2 separate regions of the Homo sapiens genome follow, and region 1 is linked to region 2. Evidence: chromatin loops called from intact Hi-C (ENCODE). Cell type or tissue: heart left ventricle. All regions are shown on one strand. Region 1 overlaps LOC105374524 (a long non-coding RNA gene). Region 2 has its middle 41 kb from the start of PPARGC1A.

Region 1 (2,500 bases), 480 kb after region 2:
GCAGATCATATAATTTTGTAACTGGGGTTTATGGTTGGCACTGGTTGGTGTGTCAAAGCTTAATAGGTGGGAGGATTCGTATAGGTCCAAATGAAGCTATTGAAGGGGTTCAAACAACATTACTAGAGGAAGTAGATGGTTTATATCATTGTCACAGCCTTTGGAAATTGAGTCTTTTATTTCTATTTAGAGCTGATCAAGTTGATTCGACTCAATAGAATCCTACATTGTGTTTGTGTCTGTGAATGCATTTGTGTGCGTGTGTGCCTGAAAGTGGGCGAGATTTTCTTTCTTTCTTTTTTTTTTTTTTTTTCTGCATAACATTCTATGGGTACTGAGTAAATGTCAAACCATCATAACTGGGAAACCTTTTCAGGTTGAACTAATGGGACCTCAAATGAATTTACTTACACTCCTTTGCTTTTGTTAATCCCGAGTTCAGTCACACCTGACACTCTTTACACATTTTAACAAAAGAAAAGTCACATTGCCACTGAAAGGCTAATGTACGCAAGAAAATAAAAAAAAAATTAAAGAAAATGTGATAATAAAACAATAGGATAAACCATAACTTTTTCAATTAACATTAAATCATGACTCATTGTCTAGCACATTCACCTTTATGGCTCAATCTTCATTTATATGATCTTCATCCTAGTTTTTGTTGTAAAAAAAAAAAAAAAGTACCAGCTTTATTTTCTTGTTTTATTTTTACATTTGAAAAAAACATTTTGGAAAAAAGACTAATTCATTAATAAATCCATCTTCTGGACCCTGGTTGACATTCAGTTTAATAAAAGCCAAGAGTAGTGTTTTTCAGGCTCATGAAGAAAGAGCAGAGAAATCAGTATTTATATTTTTGGTTGTTGTTAGAATTTGAAGTTTTTCCAGGGCAGGCTAATTTTGAGGTTCATGCAACTCTGGGGACTAAGTGAGAATTTCATAAATAATCAGAATGAAGAAAACGCATATGTAGATAAGGAAACATTTTCCAAGCAGGGTAAAGGTTTTCGGCAGCATATGTGACTGCACAGTTAGCCTAGCTCATCAAGTTGAAATTATAAGCAAAGCAAAACAAAAATACAGAGCTCATGTTTATCTGGGACATAGGGATTAAAAGAAACATCCTTGCTTTCTGAGGAAAACTACAAACAACCCCTCTCCCCCTAAAAAAAACTCTCTACAATAGAATCCCTAATGGTCAAAAGAGGACATGTTGTAAATTAACTTTGAAAGACAGCCTGAACCTGACCACCAACGTCGGTATTTGTGTGGAGGAAAGAGTGCCACCTACCGAATCACCACCTTTTAGATGTTTCTGTCAGCACTTTGATTTTCCTTGGAGTTCTACCAACCCTGGAGTGTGACCTTGCTTAGAATGAAACCTGACCTCATTACAATGCAAGCTTAGCTTTTTGCAGGCACATTACAAAATCAGCCAGAAACCCTCATCTGCAGATGTCCCCCCATATAGTGCCACACAAAAGAAAGATAAGGAAAGGGGCTAAGTAGAACCAAAACAGCAAGAACAGCTGCAAAAGAGGATCAGGCATCTGTGTAATGATATGTTTAGTCACTAAACACAACTATTTTATCTTAAGATAGACTAAAAATCCAGTACATATGTTTATGTAAAGTCTTCTTATTCTCAGTCAGAGGAAAGTGCCTGACTAAATGTTTTGTTGGATTGAACTTAATTGTTGACATCTGGAATTGGTTGATGTTAATATTAACCAAACCATTTGGCTAAGTAAAATGTTATGAGAGAAAGGTCTATTCCGAACATATTGTGTGATGTTAACATAGGTAACCATACAGTTTGACAGAAACCCTGCTAAATTTATAAAAATTTGAGATATCAGTAAGTGTGACAAATATTGCTTTTTAAGTTAATTATAGGTATTATATTGTATTTTCTAAGTCATACATTCAGGGAGTCCTCTCTATATTAAAATACATATTACAAAGATTCAAATATATGTATCAGGATAATGGCTTATCCTTTAGCTCCTAAGCATATTCATATGTTATGAACTGTGACAATACTAGAAAGAACAAAAAAATGTAAAAATGTCGACCATATGTGCTTCTGCCATCTGATTCACTTTGAAATTTCCCATCATCCATTGTAACAAATAACTTATCTATTATATGTGCCTCAGGTACCATTCACCTCTAATTGGCAAAACAGAAATATTTTGGGACCATATTTTTTCCCTAAGAATAGTGCAACTAATAATAGTAATTTTAGGTATAAAGATAGACATGCACATTACTGTAAAAGAGGTCATATTTAGATACATTTGCTCATTTTGTGGCAGATACTATTGGTGTCCGTAATAGAATTAAAAAGTTTTATAAAATATGTACACTGGTCTTGGGAAATTCAGAAAGTACCAGCCAGCCTTGAGCTAGACTGAACAAAAACATCCAGAGCATCTTAACCCAATTAAATCGCATCCCCAGACATCTTGCTGTAGCTAGTAATTGAAACCAATGA
Region 2 (2,500 bases):
GCTACTATGACCACCACCACTATGGCAACTCCTGTTACAAATTACTGTATAACTACCATGTGCCTGATTATTTGCCAAGTGTAAAGCATTAACAGTAACTCCTTTTAACAACCCTGACAATGGGGTATCATTATCCCCATTTTGTACATGAGAAACTGAGGCTCCGCAAGGTGAGATAATTTGCCTGAGGTCACACCATGGTAAGTGCTGGAGTCAGACTTTGGATCTGGGTATCTCTGACTCCAAAGATCGTCATAACTTCCATGGCTTCCCATGAGCTACTGATTATTGAGCACCTACCACTTGTTAGCCACTTAGCATATATCACCTCTTTTTATCCCCATGGCAGTCTTGTAACTTAGGTATTATTTTTCCATTTTACTGCCGAGGATAATAAAGCTTAGAGAGAGGTGTTAGGTAAGTATGCCAGAGGCACACTGCCAATAAATGTTCTCAAATCCAATGTCAGATGACATTGGATTCTTGCTTCCTTTCTGGTCTCTGCTTTGTGAATGAATCAGTGAGTGAATGGGTCACCTTCCTTTCTTCCTCTTTTTCACTATTCTTTCTTTATTCTCCTTTAAAAAATATGTGCCTTAACTTTTTAAATTAAAAATCTAAAGTATGCTGGAAGTAAAAAAAAAAGTCAGGGCGGGGATACAGAAAAGCACAAATAAAATAGAGCTAGTCTACAGTAACCTTCTACCCAGAGGTAATAACTTTCCTTCCTTTTTTTTTCCTCCTTCCTTCCTGCCCTTGCCTTTGTGTCCTCTTAGCCAAGAGTCACATTCCTTCTCTACCTCTTCCAGCACAAACTCCCTTTGGGGGTCCGAGTTTCCCTGCTGTGGTTCTTGGCATAACGCGTGACACACACATTTGCAAAACTAATCAACTGTGGAGGGGACAGGGAGTCCCAGCACAAGCTCAGAAAGGCAGCGGCCACCACAGCAGCCAATTCCTTTCCCTGTCCCCAGAGGTGGGGTGAGCAGGTGACTCCCTGTCACTGATCCCCAGCTGCCCCTCACTAGACTGTGAAGCAACAGAGGCCCTAGCAACGGAAAATGCCACCGGACACTCCACGCGGCGGCATGTGCCAGGCTGCCTCTGGGAGCCTTGTGTTCTAAGCCAAAGTTCAGCTGAAGGGCAGTAGCCAAGCCAGAAAGTCATGTGGCTCCCATGTTGGTTAGTGTGTCACTTTGAACAGCTCTTATCTGATATTATTATGACTAACTCAGTGCTGACAGCATGGGACAGATTATAGGGGACATGTGACAATTATTTAAGGCATCACTGAGTGCACTGTGCAGCTTATATTAACCCCTTCTTTCCAGGATCACTTTCCTGCATGTGTTTGTCCCTTTGAGAGTCTGGGTAGGAAAAAAGAAACAAAAAAGTACATTGAACCCTGAAGGGTGCTACTGGTTTCCATTTGAACAGCCTCTGGCAACAATTTATTTTTGTCCCCATAGCTTGAATGATATATGCTCTTTTGGCCTAAAAAGAAAGAAATCAATGATAAGGTTGTTCATATTTCAAAACCTTTTTTTATACCTTGTAACTGATAAAATTCATACCTTTGTCATCATTGTTGTTGTTAAGGTTGATCTTTAAGATATTAGAGAACCGTGTTGAAGTGCTAGCTGGAGAAATAGTCCTTCAGCGTTGTACCTAAATGTCAGTGGTCAGAAGGCGTTACTCCCCACAATATGATTGACATCTTGGATGGTGCAAAGCAAACATAAGAAATGCTATAATTTATTATTTATTTTCTGCCCTTGAGTATATATGTAATGGTACAATGTGAGGGCTGTTACACCAAAAATCAAGTTCAGAGTCACTCATGGTGGAGAGGGATTTTGTCCTGCTTGAAGCCATGGGTAGTAATATAAATATTCTTTCTGTGTGAATGAAAAGGAATTTCAAACCTGATTTGGGGACTTAAAGGTAAATGAAACAGAATATCTAGGTAAAAATTCAGATGATATCATTTAAAGATGTCAAGGATGCTAAAATATACATATATTTAACGTGGCACCCTGGAGTGGGGTGACAAAAAACAGAGTCTGCAAATCTATAGGAGAGGTTGAATATCAGCCATGTTTTGAGGATTTCCTTGGTGAGTTTATGGTCTGTTAACACTCAGCTGTAAAATGGAATGATAATACCCTCCTCATAGGGTTGTTAAAAAGATGTAATGAGAAGAGCCTCATAAAGGCTTAGCCTAGGGCGCAATGAATGCTAAATAAAAGGTGGCAGGTATTATTCTAGTTATTATTCTTGTTATTGTTATTTGTAGGCAAATCCTCTGCAGCAGAAGGCAGCAAAGTTTGAACACAGACTTGAAGTGTTAACACCTCCAGGATGATTTCAATCTTGGGGCCACTTCAACCTTCTCCCACTGAGGGTAAAGCCATTGCCAATCTTTCTTCCCCACTCTCCATAATGGGTGCCGCACTTTTTCCTCTCAGTAAAGTGCCTGCCATGGTTTCTGTCATTAACA

The links. Hi-C counts contacts between places; a loop is a spot of excess contacts. Peaks named below come from ENCODE experiments on the same cell type or tissue, not always from the same donor. Only the 100,000 strongest peaks of a DNase experiment are listed, where the experiment ranks them.
Region 1: a loop joins it to region 2, with 4 times the contacts of the local background. A loop is called at or near these places in 2 of 110 quality-filtered maps.

The regions. Positions count from the first base shown.
Region 1 is chr4:23,454,481-23,456,980 of GRCh38, reverse strand. The region is part of intron 18 of LOC105374524 (a long non-coding RNA gene); the gene reads right to left. Among named protein-coding and RNA genes, the nearest start is that of PPARGC1A-AS1, 310 kb to the left of the region's middle. In heart left ventricle, a CTCF peak has its summit at 1,278; no DNase peak of the experiment used is centred here; H3K27ac peaks cover 240 bases.
Region 2 is chr4:23,929,580-23,932,079 of GRCh38, reverse strand. It overlaps a transcript of PPARGC1A not described here. Among named protein-coding and RNA genes, the nearest start is that of PPARGC1A, 41 kb to the right of the region's middle. RefSeq lists an enhancer at 11-1,642. In heart left ventricle, no CTCF peak of the experiment used is centred here; a DNase peak (open chromatin) is centred at 1,049; H3K27ac peaks cover 2,500 bases.